Linked DNA regions of Homo sapiens: all the other regions are linked to region 1. Evidence: chromatin loops called from intact Hi-C (ENCODE). Cell type or tissue: B cell. All regions are shown on one strand. Each heading gives the region's core, and the rest is flanking DNA. Links, peaks and the distances in the headings are about the cores only. Region 1 has its middle 45 kb from the start of MEX3C. Region 2 has its middle 54 kb from the start of MEX3C. Region 3 overlaps SMAD4 (SMAD family member 4). Region 4 holds the start of MRO (maestro).

What was found. Hi-C counts contacts between places; a loop is a spot of excess contacts. Peaks named below come from ENCODE experiments on the same cell type or tissue, not always from the same donor. Only the 100,000 strongest peaks of a DNase experiment are listed, where the experiment ranks them.
Region 2: it touches region 1 in a loop (7-fold over the local background); 3 of 110 quality-filtered maps call a loop at or near these places.
Region 3: a loop joins it to region 1, with 7 times the contacts of the local background. A loop is called at or near these places in 2 of 110 quality-filtered maps.
Region 4: it touches region 1 in a loop (7-fold over the local background); 3 of 110 quality-filtered maps call a loop at or near these places.

Annotation. Positions count from the first base shown.
Region 1 is chr18:51,149,495-51,155,116 of GRCh38, forward strand. No RefSeq gene overlaps it. Among named protein-coding and RNA genes, the nearest start is that of MEX3C, 45 kb to the right of the region's middle. RefSeq lists enhancers at 2,308-2,467, 2,478-2,527, 4,712-4,841. In B cell, for the core only: a CTCF peak has its summit at 2,872 (motif pointing left); DNase peaks (open chromatin) are centred at 2,307, 2,877 and 4,597; H3K4me3 peaks cover 2,815 bases; H3K27ac peaks cover 3,413 bases.
Region 2 is chr18:51,248,909-51,254,530 of GRCh38, forward strand. No RefSeq gene overlaps it. Among named protein-coding and RNA genes, the nearest start is that of MEX3C, 54 kb to the left of the region's middle. RefSeq lists a silencer at 2,951-3,060. In B cell, for the core only: no CTCF peak of the experiment used is centred there; a DNase peak (open chromatin) is centred at 2,913; H3K27ac peaks cover 423 bases.
Region 3 is chr18:51,072,300-51,077,921 of GRCh38, forward strand. SMAD4 (SMAD family member 4) reads left to right here. Exons shown (of 12, transcript NM_005359.6): 11 at 4,339-4,477. Among named protein-coding and RNA genes, the nearest start is that of SMAD4, 45 kb to the left of the region's middle. In B cell, for the core only: no CTCF peak of the experiment used is centred there; a DNase peak (open chromatin) is centred at 2,512; H3K27ac peaks cover 911 bases.
Region 4 is chr18:50,816,826-50,822,447 of GRCh38, forward strand. MRO (maestro) reads right to left here and starts at 3,191. Exons shown (of 8, transcript NM_031939.6): 1 at 3,072-3,191; 2 at 2,756-2,877. RefSeq lists enhancers at 2,876-3,509, 3,346-3,395. In B cell, for the core only: CTCF peaks have their summits at 3,262 (motif pointing right) and 3,482; DNase peaks (open chromatin) are centred at 3,266 and 4,236; H3K4me3 peaks cover 1,182 bases.

The sequences.
Region 1 (5,622 bases), core at 231-5,230:
GATCTTGGCTCACTGCCACCTCTGCCTCCCGGGTTCAAGCAATTCTCCTGCCTCAGCCTCCCAAGTAGCTGGGATTACAGGCATGCACCACCATGCCTATCTAATTTTGTAATTTTAGAAGAGACGGTGTTTTTCCACGTTGGTCAGCCTGGTCTTTAACTCCTGACCTCAGGTGATCCACCTGCCTCGGCCTCCCAAAGTGCTGAGATTACAGGCATGTGCCACCGCGCCCAGCCAGTAGTTACATATTTTTAAAAATAAGATCTTTGTTGGTCAAACAGATATTGCAACATACTTGAGTTATCAAATTCCAGAAGGAATTAGTACCTTTACCTCTTCTCAGACAATATGAGTGCCTCAGAAAGACATTAATTCCATCCACTCCACTTCTGATTTATATGCTACTGCTGTTGCACAGCCACGCCCAGCAGCCTATGAAGCTTTCAAAAGCCATGCTCAGTCTTATCAGCTGTCTGTACAATCAGTAAATGCATCTAGGCCCCAGAAACCTGCCTTATCTGCTTGAGTTTCTGCTCTCCAGAGATCTTGGCTCAGTAATTTTTCACTCTCATCTGGGCTCTTTGATGCCTTCAATAATTTTCATATTAGTCCAGCTTTTCTAGTTGTTCTTGGTGGGACAATTGTTCTGGTTTACCTATTCTGACATTAGCGGAAGTAGAAGCTCGATACTACTAACTATACTTGATGAAGACCCATTGAGCAGGCATAGAGTATAGCTGCCAGCAAAGCAGTCTAAGTCCCATAGCTCCTCGGAATCTGCAGTGTCTGAGAGAGGTGACTCATGGCCCAGCATGTGATGTTGCATCTGGAGTCAGAGGTGTGTTCTAGCCAGGCCTGGGAGCTCTATGTATTGCTTAGCTGTCCCAGTAATGGTGTCTCTTCATCCAAAAGGGCACCTGAGGCAGCCCATGCTGTGCTGAGATTTTGGATCTGTGCCCAGGGCCCAGTGCCGTGGAGGTCTACCTAGAAAATAGTCTCTGTTCCACCTTCACCATGATAGACACAGTGAGCTCTCGGTGTGGGTTCAGTGCCCTGTAGTTCAAAGACAGGAGTCTGGGCCAAAGGTCGGTGTTACCTCATCCTTGCCAGGGGCTGAGGAAGGGTGAGAGATGGGCCACTCCTGGAGCTACTGCTTCATCTTCTCATGAAGGTGAATGAAGCTGCCACTGCAGGTAGGGGCTCAGTAAGGACAGAGCTCCAGCCCAGGACCTCCACACCTTGCACAATGCGATTTTATCGTTGTTATGGACTGAATTGTCTCCCCGCAAAATTCCTATATTGAAATCCTAACCCCCAATACCTCAGCATGTAACCGTATTTGGAAATCAGACCTTTATTTATTTATTTATTTATTTTGAGACACAGTCTTACTGTGTCGCCCAGGCTAGCATGCAGTGGTGTGCTCTTGGCTCACTGCAACCTTCGCCTCCCATGTTCAATTGATTCTCCTGCCTCAGCCTCCCCAGTAGCTGGGATTATAGGTGCCTGCCACCATGGCTGGCTAATTTTTATATTTTTAGTAGAGACGGGTTTTTGCCATGTTGGCCAGGCTGGTCCCAAACCCCTGACCTCAGTTGATCAACCCATCTCTGCCTCCCAAAGTGCTGGTATTGCCTGGCCTGGAAATCAGACCTTTAAAGAGGTAATTAAGGTTAAGTGAGGTCATAAAGGTCTGGCCCCCCTCCTATGGTGGCACAGTGTCCTTACAATAAGAGGAGGAGGAGATGCCACGTATGCACGGTCACAGAGCAAAGCCCATGTGAAGGCACTGCAGAAGGTGAGCACTGCTGATGGCAGGCACTGGAGAAGGCAGGCACTGGAGAAGGCAGGCACTGCAGAAGGCGGGCACTGGAGAAGGTGGGCACTGCAGAAGGCAGGCACTGCAGAAGCTGGGCACTGCAGAAGGTGGGCACCATGTGAAGGCACTGCAGAAGGCGGCCAGCTGCGAGCTGAGGAGAGGAGCAGCAAGAGAAACCAGCCCTGCAACACCTCCATTTTGGACTTCCAGCCTCTAGAACTGTGAGAAAATGAATGTCTGTTGTTGACACTGCCCAGTGTGGTATTTTATTACGGCGGTCCTAGCACACAAGTACACTTGGGGTGGGGTCAGACACTCAGTTGACAGGAAGGTGATGGTGAAAGTTTCCGTCCTCCCTGGAAACACCCCACCCACATGGTCCTGAGGTGTCTGGCTTTCAGAAAGTGACTCTCCCCAGTGCTTCATTTGCTCCGTTTGTTTCTAAATGTGTCTGGGTCTGTTTCCAGCCTTATTTTGTCTTCCTTTACCAACCACCTCCTTCCAAATAAGAAGATTCTCGCAGGTCCAGTCTCAGAGGGCAGAAAACCCAGATCTCTGGAGTTTCTGTCCCGAGAGGACCTGGCACCTGACTTCCTGACTCAACTGCTGGAGGGACGCGGAGGACTGTTGATTGGACTTGCTCCTTCGTCGTGTCCCCACACCGCGGGTGGCAGGACTAGAGCCTTGCCGCATTATGGGCTTCTTTATTGGCTGGCATAAATTTGGCCACTTCTGGCTGTATACCTCTTGCACAGCTGTGCTTCTTGTTTTGCTCCTGTGGTCAGTGTGGTTTCTGAGATGTCTGAGGAACAACCTGAGGAAAGCTGTGGCCCTCCTGACCATGACAGCCCAGACCTAATCACTGGGACCCCCCAATCCACTGGCAAGGAACAGTCAGTGAGCGCTTGAAGTGTCATACACTCCCCTGCCCCCAAGGCAGTGGAGCAGGTGAGGAGTCACTTTGTCACTCCCAGGGCGATGGCCTCACCTGTCTCCCGTGGCCTCCGGGGCTGTGTGGGCGTGTGTGGGTGTGTGTGTGCGCGCGTGTGTGTGTTGCTGGTAGTGAACATGCCCTCTGGTGGCCCCCGCAGACAGGCTTGCTGTTTCTTCCCTAGATGTTAGCCTCGCCTCTTATTTTTTATTTTTTTTTTTTTTACCTCTTCCGCGTCTGCTTAACCTCAGCTCCCAGTAAACACGCTAGGGACAACAGGCTTCCCTAGGGCCCCCTATCTTTGCTAGTCCTAAGCCCTGAAAGACCTCGCTTTAATTCTTCCAGCATGAGCCTTTGTTGTAGATAATTCTAGCTATCTGATTCAAACATGAGAGTAATGGTTTTTACATCGGAGTCAGGTACAAACCTCTGTTACACAAAGGAAACCAGAAATCGTATGATTCCCTAGGGATGACTGAAATTATTTTGTTTATCATATTACTTAAATAAGTACGAACATAATTTTTTATTTTTATTTTTTGAGAAGGTGTCTTGCTTTGTCGCCCAGGCTGGAGTGCAGTGGCGCGATCTCGGCTCACCGCAAACTGCGCCTCCTGGGTTCACGCCATTCTCCTGCCTCAGCCTCCCCAGTAGCTGGGATTACAGGCATGCACCCCAATGCCTGGCTAATTGTTTATATTTTTAGTAGAGACGGTGTTTCACCGTATTAGCCAGGATGGTCTCGATTTCCTGACCTCGTGATCCGCCCGCCTTGGCCTCCCAAAGTGCTGGGATTACAGGTGTGAGCCACCGCACCCAGCCATAAAATTATTTAACTTCTATATATTTTAATGGCTCTTAAGTAATTCTAAAACCAAAATCAGTGTACAAAGAAAACACCAAAAGTTCCTGAAAAACCACCCGAACTTGTTAGCACATTAATGTGACTTGCTATGTTGTTTTTCTGAACTCAAACACCATGAATGCTGCACTCAGTGATACCCAGGCTGTGTGGTCTGATGATGGGGCTCTTCCAAATCTTGCCTCTATTGGAAAAATTGCAACATTTCACTATACAGAACACTATTGTGGCGTTTACAAATGAAATCCTCTGCTCCGTCCTATAAAATTACTACTATTTGGCTCTGAGATCTCTAGACATACTTAGTTGTGAGAGTTGTGAGATGATCATCTGATGTCAGATGTGTTTACATTAATTTTTAAGACTTTAATTCAAATGAAAACTAAAAGTCTTGTAGAGAGGACCTACTGAATGTGTCTGGTATGAGTCTCAGGGTGTTTGGAAACTCCAGATCTAAAATTCTTGGATTTGAGACCCTGGTATTTCACTTAAGAAGCTCTTTACCTGCCTCTCCCTAGGCCTGGGTTTGACTCCAGCCACTCCCAATGCCCTGTGGGGCTGAGGTCCCCCAGACAGGCGCTGGGGACCTGGCTTGTTTTTGTTTTGCTTCTCCTGGGCAAGGCAGGTGCACACTACATGCTCAGTGCGAACTGAAACACAAAGTGCTGGGTGGCCGCTCAGCGGACGGTACTCCCTGCTCCCCTGTGGCTCCTCAACTCAGTCTGTGAAGGGTCCCCATGCCCCCAGGCCAGGGCTGGCCGAGGGGGGCTGGCCTGCTACCCAACTGATCCTGGTGGGGGGACCAGCTGCTCACCATGCCTCCACCAGAGGAAAAAATAGCAGTTCAGTCTTTGGAAAAAACTAGCGACTCACACGACCAGAATAGCAACTGAAGACGCTCTAAAAAACAGAAACACCTGCTTCAGAATTATGGCAGGAAATGAGATTTCAGAAATGCCACAAGAAGCTGGTGTCGCAGCTGCCCCTACCTCGTATTCCCCCAGCCTTCGCCCGCCAGCTGGGGCTGCCCACAGGGAAAGCCCCTTGGCCCACTGCCTGTGGTAGCCGCTGGATAGGGCCTGGCATGTGGGGTCAGGGCCCAGTGCCGCCTGCCTGGGGCTGTCTAGCAGCTGCCCCTGCCATGCTGGCTGCGGGCGAGACTCCACACTCCTGTGTCTGAGCCTCTTGAGTGGTAACAGAAACTCAGGGTGGACTAGTCACGGAGGAAAGGGGGATATGTGGTCTCCTGCGAGCCCCCTGGACTGAGCCTTCCTTAGGCAAACTGTGCAGCTGTTGGCTGAGCCTCTGGATTGATGAAATCTCTTGAGGGACTCCACAGGGCTTTCAAGGGAAGTGGAGGGGTGATGTGTTCAGTCTGGAGCAGGGGTCTCCAAAGTGGAGTACATACATCCCAGAGGGCTTAAGGAAAGAAAAATAATAGTGCATCTACTCAGATTAACATTTTGCTTCCAACATGAAAGAAAAAGCTGTGCAATGTTAGTAATTTTGAACGTTGAGGGACTCACGTGCCTTAGACGGCTGTGTAGGAGGAGTACTTTGTGGGAGGAAGAGCGGGGATTTCATCAAATTGCAACTTACATAGTGCCCACCAAAGGGAATTTAGATATTCTATTATCTATTTTTAAGTCAACTAAGGCTCCCAAAAAGGATAAGTGGCTTTAAAACAATGTTGAAAAGAAATCTTGGACTGAAGATAACACTAATATGAAATCATACCACGCAGCCCCCACATGGCAGAGCTGACCCTCCCTCCTCTGCCCCCAGCCACGTTATGAAATGAAAACAGCAGCACTTTCCTCAGACCTTGAAGAGTTGGCTGAAATTGCAATCATCCAGAAGACTATTTGAAATACGGCTTTACATCCATAATCATTCTGGTTGGATGTTGTCTGAAGTGCGTATTGTGCCAAGAGAGGGTAATAAGACATTTAAAATATTTTTAATTTCACCTTTATCTCATCCTTTTTACTCTTCTTTTTTGGATGTTAA
Region 2 (5,622 bases), core at 247-5,246, 99 kb after region 1:
GCCACTCCCCAGAGCAGATGGAACATGGCCGCAGCCTAGAGGTGTTTTGTCAGCAGAGCTCTGCTCTTGCTTCTCTGTTTACTGGAAGATGGGCAGGACTGAGAGTGCATTTATCTGGAATTGGAGGGTCTGCAGCCAAACACAGCAGGATATCAACTCCATAGTGATTCAGTTCACTGTTTTTCCCAGAGTGGAAGTGGGAAAACAGGAATACTCAAGGTTGAAAGAAATGTCAGAGTCCTCTGATCTCCTCTTTAGCTCCTAGCTGTGGCCATCATTTAACCTACCTGGCCTGCAATTGTAGACCTGGCAAGATGATCTCTTTAAATCTCTCCCCTCTCAGAGACAGGTGAGTTTATACTACACGTAGGTGTCAGCACACACACGGGCAAACTTGAGGTTTTTGGAAAACGAAGAAAAATATTTTTCAATAGAAGGTTTATTTTGTAACATCCAGCACCAGCAATTTCTTTGGCTGAAAACAGGGTCGGTTTTCAAGGATGTGGTGTAGGGAGGGACACAGTGTGGTGCAATGGGCTTGGGGTCTGTCTTAATCTGTTTGGGCTGCTACAACAAAATACCATAGACTGGGTGACTTATAAACAACAGAAATTTATTTCTCACAGTTCTGGAGGCTGGGAAGTCCAAGATCAAGGCTTAGGCAAATTTATTGTCTGGTAAGGGCTCACTTTCTCATCGATGGCTCCTTCTTGCTATGTCTTCATATGGTGGAATGAGCTCCCTTGGGTCTCTTTTATTTTATTACTTTTATTTTTTTCTTTGAGACAAAGTCTCGCTCTGTTGCCCAGGTTGGAGTGCAGTGGAACAAACTCAGCTCACTGCAACCTCCACCACCTGGGTAGAAGCAATTCTCCTGCCTCAGCCTCCTGAGTAGCTGGGATTACGGGCATGCGCCACCGTGCCCAGCAATTTTTTTTTTGTATTCTTAGTAGAGATGGGGTTTGCTATGTTGGCCAGGCTTGTCTCGAACTCCTGGCCTCAAGTGATTTGCCTGCCTTGGCCTCCCAAAGTGCTGGGATTACAGGCGTGAACCACGGCAGCTGGCCCCTTGGGTCTCTTTTATAAGGCCACTGATCCCATTCATGACCATATTCATCATTTAATCACCTCCCAAAGTCCTGACCTCAAAATACCATCACATTAGGAATTAGGTTTCAACATGTGAATTTTGAGGGGAGAGGGGCACAAGCATTCAATCCCTAGGAGAGACCCAGAACCTAGTTCTAGTCGGCTAACTTGTGTAACTTCAGGAAAACCACTTCACTCTCTGAGCCTAAGGGTTTCCCATCATCTGTCAGTGATGGGGCTGGGCTAGTGGTCTCTGGAATTCCTTCCAGCTGTGATATGCCAGGATAGGCAAGCAACTGTTAGCCTTCACCCACGCAAATAACCGATGGTATCAGCTTTTAGCCACACAGGAAAGAAAACACATCTTTTCCCTGCCTAGGCTACCCTAGGTTTTCTCAATCTCGCCTTATTGACCTTTTTGAATTCTCTTCCTGAAAGCAAACTCTTCCTTCAAAGGAATCTGGACAGTAGAACACAAAGGGGCTGCCCTTTGCTGTTTGTAAGCTGAGGTCTGGGAAACAGACCACAGCAGGCTCAGCAGCCTCTTCATTATGGGTTACCCTGAATATTGTATTCTAGAAACTTCAGCAGCCTCAGGCAAGCATTTCTATTTGTCTGTATTTGCCCTGGCCTTGAATATCTTCATGCTGGCTACCTTGTAAACAGTGGTGCTTAATGAGTGTCTTGAAGCTCTGGGAGAGATTGATGTTTGACTCACATAAAAAGCATTTTCTCTAAACTTTTTTCTGAGAGACAGGGAGACTCTGTAAATCATTAAATGAAGACTATCTTAGTCTAAACTCTTAACAGGTCTCATCTTTGCTCTAGGCTACGTGTGTCAGGATTAGGCGAGCCTTCACTGTGAGGGGCTGGTGCACTGTGGCGCCTGTTAAATAGAGCATTAGGGATAGAAGCAGCAGGATTTTGAAGTGTGTTCAACAAAATGGAAGCTGAATGAAATGAATCCACAGAGCCAGGTAACTGCCAAGGGTACACTTTTGAGAGAGGGAAAACTGTGGATTGTATAGTCAGTTTCTCTTCAGAAAAGAGCACCACTCAGGTCAATTTAAATAGATTTGGCTACCCTCAAGGGATAGGTTGCAGGCATATTGCGAGTTTCATCCCCATCCCCATAATCAATATATTTGCCAATGAGGTGTCATCGGTCTGTGCATCCAGGGCCAGCCTTGAAAGAAGGGAAATTGGGATGATACTTCTTCCAAGGCCAAGTGCAGCTTAAGGGGTATGTGGGGAGAGGCTAGGGAGGAAGATCCCAGACCCAGCTGCGGAGCCCAGCCCTCTGCTTTTTTAGTTGCTAATTTCTGTAGGGGCGGTTTCACATATTTTCAGTAAAAGCTCAGAGTAGCACTCCCTCCCAACTCATCTGGTTCTTTTTGTTTATTTGGCTTGTTTATTTGTTTTGAGACAGGGTCTTATTCTGTAACCCAGGCTGGAATGCAGTGGCACAATCACAGCTCACTGCAGCCTCAACCTCCCAGGCTCAAGCAATCCTCCCACCTCAGCCTCCCAAGTAGCTGAGACTACAAGCATGTGCCACCACGCCCAGCTATTTTAAAAAAAATTTTGTAGAGATGAGATCTCTCCATGTTACCCAGGCTGGTCTCGAACTCCTGGACTTAAGGGATCCCCCTGCTTTGGCCTCCCCAAGGGCTGGGATTACAGGAATGAGCTACAGTGCCTGGCCCCATCTGGCTCTTGCAGTAGCATCTTCTCAACTTCCTCAACTTCACACCCCTGAACCAACAGCCAGTTCTGTCTGTGATTCCCCAGGGTTGGCACAGCAAGTCAAGAGAAAGATAGGGGCAGTCTGCAGACACAGATGCAAGGGGTGCTTGAGGCAGGGAGGAGTTTCTGTTGTTATTAATTCCCCTTTCACTTCCCCTTACCCCTTACCTGGTCTCTGCCTGCTCAGTCTCTGTACCTTACTTGTAAGATCTATGTTTCTGAAGTCCTGGCCTTTCCCTGTGGCTTCCCTCTTCCCACCTTGTGAAACTTTTGATGGTCTTTAAAGCTTAATTCAAGTGCTACCTCCTCTGGGAAGGCTTCTTGCCTGGCATGCTTGGAAGCCCCTCATCTGTGTTCCTATCACATTTAGTACCTCTGTCTTTCAAAGAGTTTATACTGTTTAGTCAATGTCTGTTTTCATGGTTATCTTTCCCCATAATTTGCTGAATTCCTTGAGGGCACGAACAAAATTTTTTATTTCTATATATTCTAGACCTTTCAGTCTTGGCCCACAGTAGGTCTTGAATAAATGTCTATTGACCAATATGAATAAAGAGAATTTAGGGGGCCCATCAGAATCTCCCTGGGTAGGGTTTTCAATGTATACATTGCCAGGCTCCAGCCCTAGAAATACAGATGCTCTAATCTAGACTGGGGTTCTTGAATCTGCCTTTTGAAAAAACCTCATGTGATTTTATTTATTTATTTACTTATTTATTTTTATTTTTTATTTTTTTGAGGTGGAGTTTCACTCTTGTTGCCCAGACTGGAGTGCAATGGTGTGATCTCGGCTTACCGCAACCTCCACCTCCCGGGTTCAAAGTATTCTTCTGTCTCAGCTTGCTGAGTAGCTGGGATCACAGGCATGCGCCACCACGCCTAGCTAATTTTTTTTTTTTTTTTTGTATTTTTAGTAGAGACGAGGTTTCACCATGTTGGCCAGGCTGGTCTCGAACTCCTGACCTCAAATGTTCCACCCACTTTGGCCTCCCAAAGTGCTAGGATTACAGGCGTGAGCCATCGCGCCCGGCTTTTTTAATTTTTTTATTTTCTTTTATTTATTTATTTTTTGAGACAGAGTCTTGCTCTATCGCCCAGGCTGGAGTGCAGTGGTGCCATCTCACTGCAACCTCCACCTCCCAGACTCAAGCTATCCTTCCACCTCAGCCTCCTGAGTAGCTGGGACTACAGGTGTGCACCACCAAGTTGGCTAATTTTTGTATTTTTTATAGAGGCAGGTTTTCGCCATGTCGCACAGGCTGGTCTTGAACTCATGAGCTTACATGATCTGCCCACGGTGGCCGCCCAAAGTGCTGGGATTACAGGTGTGAACTACCGTGCCCAGCCTATATTCATCTTAAAATGTAAAAGAGGCTGGGTGTGGTGATTCATTCCTGTAATCCCAGCACTTTGGGAGGCCAGGGCAGGAGGATCACTTGAGCCCAGGAGGTTGAGACCAGCCTGAGCAACACAGGGACACCCCTGTCTCTACAGAAAAAAAAAAATTAGCTGGGCATGGAGGCATGCACTTGTGGTCCCAGCTACTCAGGAGCCTGAGGCGGGAGTTTCCCTTGAGCCTAGGAGTTCAAGGCTGCAGTAAGCAGTGATCATTGCACTACACTCCAGCCTGGGCAACAGAGAGAGATGATGTCTCAAAAAAAAAAAAACAAATAGAGATGTGTTAGGAAGAGGAGATTCAGTGAGACATGAAACAAAATATCAGTATGAGACTAAAGTTCTCTGGTTCTTCAATAACAATAACTATCATTAATGATAATAAACCCCATTGTATTTGGAAGTATAGACACTACTGATGATGTTGCAGATGTTGGAGGGAAAAGCCATGATCACACTCAGCTGATGGCAGTGTGCAAACAATCCAGCCCAGATCAGCCCAGCTTTTTTGTTTATAAAGTGCGTAGACAGCATCTGCTTAAATAAACAAAGAGCCACCCTTGGGTTGTTGATTGTTGAAGGAGGGAGAGATGTGGAGAATTTAGTCCAGTGATCTCATTTTAGAGATGAGGAAACTAAGGCTCAGGGAGGGGCAGTGACCTCATGTGCAGTAACCATTTAATGGAACCGCCGGGCCTAGAATCGAGTTTCCTGACTCTCTGCACACTGGTTATTCCTGAACAATCTACCTAAATGTTCCTAGGTTCGGGGAAAGTCTACTAATTCCCCCAAGAGTCCCAGAGTGTCCCAGTCAGCCCAATCCATGCCCTACCCTGAACTGCCCAACCCCTTCCCAATCTTCTCCCACCTTTGCCTCCAGGGTTATTTTTCCAAAAGTCAGTGCCAATCAGGGCCTTCCTCCCCACCACAGAAATTTATGCTGGGTTCTCAGAGTAATAAAATAAACTCTAAACTCCTCAGCAAGGCACTGCAGGTCCCTTGCTTTGTGATCCAAGTGGAGCCTGCTCTGATGTCATCTCCCGTCCCTCTTCCATGCCCCGACAGACAGGGCACTGTGGCTTGCCTGCTCACATGCATTCCTGACCCTCCTCTTCTGTCTGGCAGAGCCCAAAACCTATTAGAGAGGTTGCAAAGGCTAAATGCTCTCTTTTCCCATTCAGTTGAACCCAGAGCATAGGGTTGTGAGCCAGCACTGCCCGTCAGGATGATGCCCATGGACACCTACTGTGGGGGATAGAGGTAGCTTTGGTTTTTCTCCTTCTAAAATAGAGGGATGTACATAGAGAGGCCCTTCCACCTTCTTCCTGGTTTCGGAGGACGTGGCATGAGCACTTGGTAATGAAGCTGCTGCAGTTATCTCGCAGTCCTGAG
Region 3 (5,622 bases), core at 453-5,452, 77 kb before region 1:
TATAATCTTATTGTGGTAGTTTTGATTTGCAAACTTCCTGTGTTAATATTGAGTTGGGTTTGTTTTTGAACACATTTATTTTAGAGGAAGGGGCAGCAGATGCTTCTAAACCACTGGTGGACTAGGTCAGAGGGTATTATGAACCTCATTTAAATTTATTCCCAATTAACACTCATTGTGATTCCCTAAGTCAAGTAGAACTTAGAATGTCCTTAGCACAATCTTGTTTATGTTCAGGTGCATTTTTCATTCTGGATTACTGTTTCCTAATGTTAATTTAAGATTATATAGTATTGCATTTAAGCCTTGTCAAAGGAAAATGGCAAAATTTGACTCCTGGTTGTAAAAGACAATATCCTAAAGATGTTGTCAGTGATCTTTATGAGACACACATCTTTGTTAAGTAACGGTTTTGTAATAAATTCAGAAAACATGGTTAAATAAATTAAAGCAGAAATTAGCTCAGGAGTGGTGGTCAGAAATATTTTTTGGATCTGAGCCAAAAAGAATATTTAAAGCCTTTGATTACTTTGAATTGCCTTTGTCAACAATTTAGTCAAATTATGAAAGGAAGACAGTAGCATTTCAATAATAGCTTTAATTTTTATCATCCAGTGTAACAAATGGAATCTGTTATGGTATCCGTTATCAATGGATTAGTTACAGTGTGAAGTCAGGAGGCAATGCAGGTTTTAGTTATTAGTGAACCTAACTGAATAATTTTAGGTCTTCTGGTTTGAGTGCTATAATTACGTAAATAATCTGTGGAAGGGAGGTTTGCTGAGGTGCCCAATGAATCATTTTTACTGCATCTACAGATGCAAGTCATAAAGTTTAATCCGTGTGGGTAACCTGTAATATGTGCTGCTGATGTTAGCATAGATTCAGGCTGAAACAATCCTAATTGCGATTATTTACAACACATTGGAGAGAGCCTATGTGTGACATATTACTTGGTTATTTTTTTAAATGACTCGTGGGGGTGGGGGAGTGTTAATGTTAAAGGCATACTTGAATCTTGGAGATTATAATTAAGTTTTATTCCCTACTCCCAGATAACATTATATATATATATATATATATATATATACACACACACACACACACACACACACACACACACACACACACACACCATACTTGGTTAGTGATGATTAAAAAAAAGTAGTTGTGGAGACCTAAATGTAAAACACAAAACTATAAAACTTCTAGAAGATAATATAAGAGAAAAAGTGAGAACTTTTTTTTTGAGACGGAGTCTTGCTCTGTTGCCCAGGCTGGAGTGCAGTGGTGCCATCTTGGCTCACTGCAACCTCCGCCTCCTGGGTTTAAGGGATTCTCCTGTCTCAGCCTCCCAAGTATCTGGGATCACAAGCTTGCACCATCATGCCTGGCTAATTTTTGCATTTTTAGTAGAGATGGGGTCTCACCATGTTGGCCAGGCTGGTCAGGAACTCCTGACCTCAAGTGATCCTCCTGCCTCGGCCTCCCAAAGTGCTGGGATTACAGGAGAGAGCCACTGTGCCTGGCCAAGAGAAAAAGCGAGAACTTTTAAGATACAACATCAAAGGCATGATCCATAAAGGAAAGAATTGATAGGCCTGACTTCATTGAAATGAAACACTTCTGCTCTGTGAAAGACAGGGTCAGAGAATGAGAAGACAAGCCACAGACTGGGTGAAAATATTTGCAAAAGACACATCTAGTAAAGGACTGTTATCCAAAATTACAAAGAACTCTTAAAACTCAACAATAAAATAATGCAACAATAAAATAAACAATGGGCAGAATAGACTGGGCATAGTGATTGACTCCTATAATCCCAGCACTTCGGGAGGTCAAGGTAGGAGGATTGCTTGAGCGCAGGAGTAGTTCAAGATCAGCCTGGGCAACAGCAAGACCTCATCTCTACCAAAAAAAAAAAAAAAAAAATTAGCCAGGCATGGTGGCATGTGCCTGTAGTCCTGGCTAGTTGGGAGGCTGATGTGGGAGGACCCTTGAGCCCAGGTGTTCAAGACTAGCTTGGGCAACATAGCAAGACCCCATCTTAACAACAACAACAAAAAAGGCAAAAGACATGAACAAACACCTCACCAAAGAAGATACACATATGGCAAACAAGCATATGAAAAGGTGTTCAGCATCATAAATGTGTACAAACCCATAGAATGTACAACACCAAGAGTGAACCCTTACGTAAACTGGGTTTTGGGTGATAATGATGTGTCAGTGTAAATTCATTGATTGTAACAATTGTGCCACTGTAGTGGGGATGTTGATAGTGGCGGAAGGTTGGGTGTGGGGACAGGGACTCTGTACTTTCTGCTTAATTGTGCTGTGAACCTAAAACTGCTCTAAAAAAGTAAAGTTTATTAATTTACTTCTTTAAAAAAGTGGTTGTAGAGCTATTTACCTTTTCAAATGTTTGAGTCCCTGCTTTGTTCTGTACTGGGTAATGCCTTCCAAATGTCATAGCCTAGAAGTTCTGAAACGAATGGACTGTGAGAAATTTGAGGAAGTAGTGGTTTCACTTCTGGGTGTTGTGGGCTTTCTGATTTCTAGAACCTGACTTTGTCATGCTTTCTTTTAAATTTAAATTTTTTTGTGGAGTTGGGGTCTTGGCTGGTCTTGAACTCCTGGGCTCAAGTGATCCTCCCACCTGGGCCTCCCAAAGTGCTGGGATTACAGGCATCTGCCACCATGCCCCTGTCATTGCTTTCTTTACTAAAGTATTTTAGGACCTAATAGTCCAGGAAATACATATATGTATATTGGACAAATTCATGTCTGTTTAAAGAATAGGGTAGTCTGAGTGTTGTCCTTCATTGGTGCTAATTGGGAAAAGTTTTTTGAGGAAATGGACACTGAGTAGAGAAATAGGAGTAAGTAGGAGTGCAATTTGTTATTTGGAGAGTGTATGTTATTGTATGTTTTTGTGGTTCATGTAAATACCATGGTTGAAGATGATCAGAATTTTTTCAAGCATCTGAAAATTATGGTTTAAGTTCTAAAACTATTGTTTATCATCAACTAAAAAATTATGCATTCTCAGATTTCTCTTATTTTCAAGATTATTTATGCTTGCTTGTATTGGGCCCCTTATGTACGTAATGGGACTTTAAAAAATATTCATGTCCTTTTAGATAGGGAGTATAGCCACATGGTTCAGAAATTAAAGTGATTTAAAAACAGTGGACATTGAGCAGCCTTGCTTCAGAACCTGTCCTTGTTCTCCTTTCCTGCAAATTCTTTTTGTGTAATCTTCCAATGCTTTTTAAAAATGCAAATAAACAAATATTTTAGGAAGATTTTTTTTTCCCCAGAAAAAAAGGTGATGTGATTTATTATCTGTAATTTGTTGCATATTAAAAGAACATTCCAGTACTTTCATAAATATAAGGGTAGATATGGCAACCCCTTCCTTACTATGCCAGTTCTTCACTTGGTTGATAAAAGTAAAATTATTTATTAACGCCTTAACTCATCCTGAAAGATAAATGACTACGGGGGAGGCTAAAAACAAAATAAGTAACTGTATACTATGCCAAGTTTGCAACAACCTCATGAAAGTATGTACACTTAGCATTCCCATTTTATAGATAAAAGAAACTCAGCCCATATAATTAGCAGGTATCGGTGATGGGATTTAAAACTGGGCCTTTTTTTTCCTTAAAAATTATGAACATTTACAAACAAAGAAATGTAGAGAGAAACTAATGAAGTCCCATATACCCATCGCACGGATTAAGTAGTTACAATTTTATATTTGTTTGATCTAGTCTTTTTGTTGTTGTTGTTTCTTAAGTATTTTAAAACAAGTCCTGGATATTATTTTGCTTCTATTTGCTTAAAGTACGCATCTCTGAAAAATGTTGATCTCTCTTATATAGCGACAGTGCCATTTTGTTAAACTCCTCCAAATAAGCAAAAATGATAAGACAAAAAGTTGGCCAGGCGACCAAAGCTATCAACTCCAGCCTAAGGAAAATTCAGCAATTTGATTATGAAAGGGGGAGGGGGACTTCTTAATTGTACATTTTACACAGATTTCCACAAGGACAGTAATAGCTGACCCACTTCGAACTAGATAAAAGATACAGAGGCGTGTGGCAGCCAAAGCCATCATGATGTTGACATGATCTTCTTGGTGAGCTCCAAGCCACCTTTCCTAACTAGTTTTAGACCAATCACAATGTACATAAAAGTTTACATGTTTTAATTAATTCTTTTCATGTGAGAGGTATAATGAAACTGAGTTTTAAATAAGTCAGGCATTGGTTTTTAATGTATGGAATTTTTCTTTATGAACTCATAGTATGAAATGTTTTTTCTTAAAAGGTCTTTGATTTGCGTCAGTGTCATCGACAGATGCAGCAGCAGGCGGCTACTGCACAAGCTGCAGCAGCTGCCCAGGCAGCAGCCGTGGCAGGAAACATCCCTGGCCCAGGATCAGTAGGTGGAATAGCTCCAGCTATCAGTAAGTATGCTTTTCATTCTTTTTTAAAGGTATAATAGTTGATATTTTTATCTTGATTTACTCAGTTGATTAGTTTCTTTGAGCAGTAATAGAAATTAAAGTTTTTTTTTACTGGGATGATGACATTTTTGAATTGGTAAAATCTGTTCTTCTGTAATAGTTGCTTTTTGCCTATGACCCTGTTTGCATTCTTTTTGTATCAAAAATGGAGTATGGGATGAAGGAGAAAGGGGATGATTATTATATTATACTGTTCTATCTCCTCCTTTTTTGTTGATGCTTATTATAATTCTGCCTCACCAGCCAGGGTGGGTTGTAATCACTGAAGTGCTTGGCTTTATTCTAGTAAGGAAAGCATATTTCAATTTCAGAATTGGACACTTTTCCAATTTTTTTTTTAAAGTATGCTAAACATGGAGAGAAAACTAAGTGAGGGTGGTATTTTGATAACTTGTAGACTTTTTTTTAATTTTAGGGTAAAATTGAACTGTGTGCCAGGTTTCACACTGATGGGGAATTTTTTACTGCAGAGTTAAACTCCTGACTATAGACTTTTATGATGGAAACACGTGGCACCCATCTTCCACGTCTGAAGGCATAACTAGTGATTCATTCAACCCCTGTTCTTAACCTCTTCAGTGTGGTAAGCAAATCACACTGGCTAAGAAAACTGCAGTGGCCCTGCAGGTTTCTCTACAGTACATGCAAATTCCTCCCATTAGTTTCATTGTAATATTGATGAATGCAGATGGACTATATGACTGTATGTTCTGACTGGAAAATTAGATGCAGTCTCCATTGTGACTTATGTTCAGGAGTTTACAATTTAGAGGTAGATTAGGCATATTCATTGAGAGAATTTGATTTTTTAAAATTTGGGGTGATACCATTAATTTGCTGGTTTCAGTGTTATAAACATGCTTTTACTGAAGAATCCAGAACTATTATTAAGTTTCATATTCTCATCAGTTGCCACCACTGAGTAATAGTGTATTACTCTGTTACACTTTGAAATTGAGAGAGAGACTTCATCTCGGTCATCTAAGAGGTCTTAGTGGAACTAAGAATATTAACTGCTTCATTATTAGTTATGTCTTATTCTGAACTAGGCTGTTTAGACAGTAAGGTTTTTAGAAGCAACCTGT
Region 4 (5,622 bases), core at 379-5,378, 330 kb before region 1:
CACCAAGGAGGGTGTGGGCCTCATTATAAAACAGCTGGTATCTCTGTTCCAAGGCATAAGAAAATCATGCCTGAAGCTCCTTTCCATTGGTAAAGAAAACAAACCTGCTACCCTGTTCTTTCTGCTTGACTTCTCTTGCAAGATTAGCATAACAGCTAAGGGCTTTAGCCAGCCAAGGCAACTTCCCCAGGCTTCAGAAACCAAGCAGCCAGCATCGCCTTCATAGGCGTAAGTAGAACTCAAGGTCATGCTCCCATGCACGGCAAAGTAAATGAGAACTGAGTGGCTCCACCTGGAAGATTCGATCTGTGATTAGAGAAACTCACAGAGTTACATCTTGAGCTCACTACCTCTTCTAGCAAACCCTACCTCCCCATCACAAGAGAAAAACTGTGATGTGGTTTAATCTTACAGGTTGTCAGGGATCATCTCAATCTTGGGTGCAGGAAAAGTAGAGCATTTCTCAGTGTTGGTTGCACCTTCTATATCAGAATTCCCCGGGGTACGTGTTACAAACTCCAAGCCAGAGGTGGGTGCAGTGGCTCACACCTGTAATCCCAGCACTTTGGGAGGCTGAGCATCCCTTGAGCCCAGGAGTCTGAGGCTGCCGTAAGCCATGATTGCGCCACTGCACTCCAGCTGGGTTGACAGAGCAAGATCCTGTCTCTAAAAAATAAAAATAAATAATAATAATAACAATAAACTCCAGGCCTGCCCCAGAATTATTGGATCTGAATCTCAGGGAGTGTCGGGCCTGAGCATTGCACTTTTTGTATGTGGTGCCTGGTGATGCTACACGCCTGTTGGTATAGAAGAACCTCTATCCTGGAAATTAAATAAAGCTAATCCGAGCCCATGCAGTAGCAGAAACCATGGAAGTCAGGGAGGGAGCTGGGGCCGAGGGATGAGAAAGAGAAAGAGGTCAGTGTCTTTGCAGAGAACAAGAGATTGATACCATATGTTTGTGAAGCACTTTGAATTTCACTTTAAAAATAAAATTAAAATCACAGCAGCTGTTTGTCTATGATTTATGCAACTTTTCTAGGATGCTATTCTTCAGTTAAAAGTTTCATTAAAAAATAAAACAAATTAGGAGTTAAATCAAGGTCACAAGGCCCCTCGCTGGAGCCTTGTGTTTCTTGTACTTGCAGCTTCTTAAAGAACTCCCACCCCCCGCCCCATGCCCTCCTTCCTGCCTGCAGTGCCTCCCTCCTTTCTAAAACATGAAGTCCTTTACACCCAATCCAACAAAAACAAAAGGATCATTCTCATCTGTTGCAACACAGGATCTCAGAGAGGATCGTTTTAAACACACTGTGAATGAACGTAGTATACAGATTCCAAGATTTCTTAGGATGTTCTAACTCCTTCTCCAAGCCCTCTCACCCGTAAGACAGGCATTCTTTCCTAGGAGAATTACATTTTCTGGTGGGTTTCTATGGTCACCACATATGCCTAGCCTTGTATGACCAAGACCAGGAGGTCACCTGGCCATTTGGAAGCCAAAGACACAGCTCTGCTTATAGTTTTACTCATCTCTGCACACGTTCTTCAACGAATTCTTCTTCCTCTGGAACATACCCCTGAGTGAGCTATGTGCAGACCCCTTGGTTTTCACGAACCCCAAGACCCCGGCTGGGGCTTGTGTTCATTGCCAGGTTGTGCTCTACCTGATCTTACTGAAGATACATGGATTTGGGGTAACTTAGAAGACTGTTTTATGCTTTACACTGACTCCCATCTGCTTTTGCAAACTTGAATGATTCTGACTCAAAATATTAGATTTTTGGTCAATAATCCTTTTATTTATTGAAGCCAAAAGGTATATTATGAAGGCCAAAATTATAAAACACTTTGATTTTATCTCATCTGTAAAATGAGCAGAAGAAACTGTTAGATTGCTTAAAAATCCTTCCAACACTGAACTTATAAATGACAATAGTAGGCTGCGTGTGGTGGCTCATGCCTATAAATCCCAGCATTTTGGGAGGCTGAGGCAGGCAGATTGCTTGAGGTCAGGAGATCAAGACCAGCCTGAGCAACATGGTGAAACCCCGCCTCTACTAAAAATACAAAAATTAGCCAGACATGGTGGTGCACACCTGTAGTCCCAGCTACTCAGGAGGCTGAGGCAGAAGAATCACTTGAACCCAGGAGACAGAGGTTGCAGTGAGCCGAGATCGGGCCACCGCACCCCAGCTTGGGCAACACAACAAGACCCTGTCTCAAAAAAATGAAAAAAAAAATTAATATTAAAAAAATCGTCTTCATTTTAGAAAAGAAGAAACTGGGCTTAAAGTAATGTTGAACAATTAACTCAAAGTCAAATACTGGCAGAGCAGATTTTAGGACTCTGAAAGATATCCTTTCAGTCACTGTGCTATAAGCCTAGGTTCAGCTCCCAGGCAATGTCCTGTGAGCTGAACGAGGGAAGACAGACCGCATAGACATTTCAGTTTAAAGTGTCAATATCTTCCCTGAGTCCCTGCCATTCTATTATATTGCTGACAATAGAATGATCTATAACCCAACTATTGATCGATTAACATAGTTTGTGAAAAGCAAACAAAATCAGCTTCCTGGTCAACATTGCCCACTTCAGTTTTACAAAGAGAACATTACCAAATCCTACCCCCTAGAGGTCGAGCTCCCATACTGGTGACCAGAGTGACATTCCAGAAAGGTTTTGGGAACCCAAGTGCAGCCAGGACGCCTCCCGCTGCATCTGGCTGCCCCGGCCAACAGTGTCCCTTACCTGCGGCTCCTGCAGGCGGCTGCCACGTGATGAACCGGAGCCCGTTCCTGACTCGGGAGGGCTGCTTTCCCGGGTAGTAGCCAAATGTGATGACTCGGCTAAATTTTCCCAGCCCTGAATTCCTAACATACAAGAAGGGAAATTAGGAGGTGACGCAGGGTCTGTCCAGGATAACGGGTCGGCACAGAGTGTTGGAAAGTGAGAATCAAATAAGAGGGGAAAGTCAAAGTTTATAGAGTATTTGGGCAGGGGAGGGAATTGTTCTGGAATGAAACCGACAAGAATATTGTAGGGTGGCACAAGCATGACTTGCTACCTTTGCTTCCCCACGCCATGCTGAGGTGTTTTTCCTTCTCCTTGCTGTGATTTCCCCTCCTTCTTCCCTCATGCCAGCCTGGTCGACACTTTCTGCAGAAATTCTGCAGATGGCAATTCTGGGGACCTTTCCTCTGCACCAAACAAAACCTCCCTGCCAAGGCCCGTTCCCCATGCGGCCGCGAGATGGCGGCATGACTCAATGGACGGGTTCCAGGCGACCCCTGCACAAAGCCGCCGCCGTGGCTGCCTCCTTCCTTACATAATCCTGTTAGAGCGCATTTAATCTAAGGATGGGACACTGTGTTCCATGCCAAGCAGCCTCATCGTGGCTGATTGTTGCACCAACAACAAGAGCTTTAACCGTTGACGTCCCTTCCTGCTCAAGAAACACCGTATGTCCCGAAAGGAGCGATTTAAGCTCTCAAAATGATTTATTGGTAAAAAGCAAAGCAAAATTAAAACCGGGGAATTACAGCACCTGCAGAATTTAGGAGCCTCTCTCTCTCATCAGCCCTCCTTCCCTGACTCTCCAAACACGTGCATAAATCTATTTAACAATAATTAGTTATCGTCTCGCTCTGCATTGGGTCATAAAGGGAGAAAATATGTCCTGAAAGGAAAAAAGAACAGTTATATTTTCAAAGACAGAGGCACTTATTGTTATGCTAATAGATAACATTCAATTAAAACTTCTGTGTGCCAAATGTTGTGATAAATATTACATAGACTATCTCATTCAATTGTTACATCAAACCAAAGGTTAATACTCCTACTATAGTCTCCATTTTAAGGCTGGAGAAACTGAGGCACAGGGAGATTACCTTGACAAAGGTCATGCAGTTAATTTGTGGCAGTTAAAATTCAGCTACAGGCAGGCTAATGTAAGAGCTTGGACTCAGCCATGATGCTATGCACTGGACTGGTCTAGAAAACCCAGGAGATAAACAGAAAAATATAAACCAGAGAACTATGTCAGAGTGGAAGATGAAAGAAAAAGGCAGAAAGAAAATCGATGCTGCTGAGAAAATAAGAAGAATGAGGCTAAAACACCACCCTCTTCAGATTAAGTTACAAGGGAACCACTGTGACATTTGAGGACACAATTTCAATAGAGTGACAGAGAAAGGAAGCTAGACTGCAAAACTAAGGGGCTATGAGGAAAGAGGAAATTGAGATGTCTTGCTGCAAAAGGAAAGCAATAAATAGACTAGAAGAGACAGCAAGGTCAGGCAAAAGCATTTTGGTTTTCTTGTGTGCTTTTTGAAATGGAATAAAGCCTGGCCTTGTTTGAAAGTGGTTGCAAGGGAGCCCTAATATGTGGCTGGTGCCAAGTAGTGGTAATAGGAAGAGGTGGAGGGGGCATCAAGGGCACGAGGGAAAGGGTTAGCTCTGGAGGAGGAAGAAAGATGGCTGCCTCTGCCTGCAACTGGGAGGCAGCCACAGAGATGAAGATACATCAACACAAAACTGAGAGGAATGGGCGAGTTCAATTCTTCCAAATTAGCTTTAATCTTTTCAGTAAAACCAGAGTTAGGTTATCTGCCAAGAGCGAGAATGAGGTTTATACGGCCATAATCTATATACTGAACTAATCCATGTAGTGCTTAGAATGACCAAAAAGGTAATAAGATTATCCGAAGAACAGAGGAGACTGGAGAAAGGAAGCCCAAAGTATGATTGTAAAGATTCTCTGCAAAATCTCCTTTGTGAATCAGAACTGAAATTTACATCCCCTCCTCCCCATGAACAGAAACACAACAAACTATTAATAACCCCTTGTGTCTAAAGTTTCTTTGTATTCATGTTTTAAGATATTTGACAGAGAAATAGTATCTTCTCTACTGTTAAATAGGAGAACTAATATGCAGATAAATTTTCCTGTTTGACTTAAAACTACAAAGAACATCAGGGCCAGAACTGGAATTGATATCCAGGAGCCTTTCTGATACTTGCACTGTGCTGACCTCAGCTCTACTAAACACTTCTCATAAACGGCCTGGATGCAGCTAACTGCCCCTAGAGAATCCCAGACACAGCACAAACTTGGGAAGCATCAAAATCAACGCATGATGCCCACAAGAGTCTAAGATTCTCCTTATGTGGCCCTGGGTCACAGTACAGTTCTTTGGAAATTAGAGGGCAAGTTTGATAATTTGATTGCAACATATTTGCATATCTATAACATGATGTCCTTAAAAGAACACACCATAATTATTTAATGTAAGGATTTAATGACTCTATTTTCATTCTCAATTAACATTTCCTTATTGCCAGAAGTACACTGGGGCTGGCACAACTGGAAAAAGCAAAGAGGGTAATTATTTAGCCTGCATTACTGATGAAAAGGGCAACAGGCAAAGCTAAAGCAATCCACAATTCACCTTGTATGTGAATTACATGTGTATTACAATGTGTAATCAGGAAATTTATCTTTTTTAGTTTATTTTATTTTATTTTTGAGACAGGGTCTCACTCTGTCAGCCAGGCTGGAGTGCAGTGGGGGGAACTTGGCTCACTGCAACCTCCGCCTCCCAGGTTCAAGCGAATCT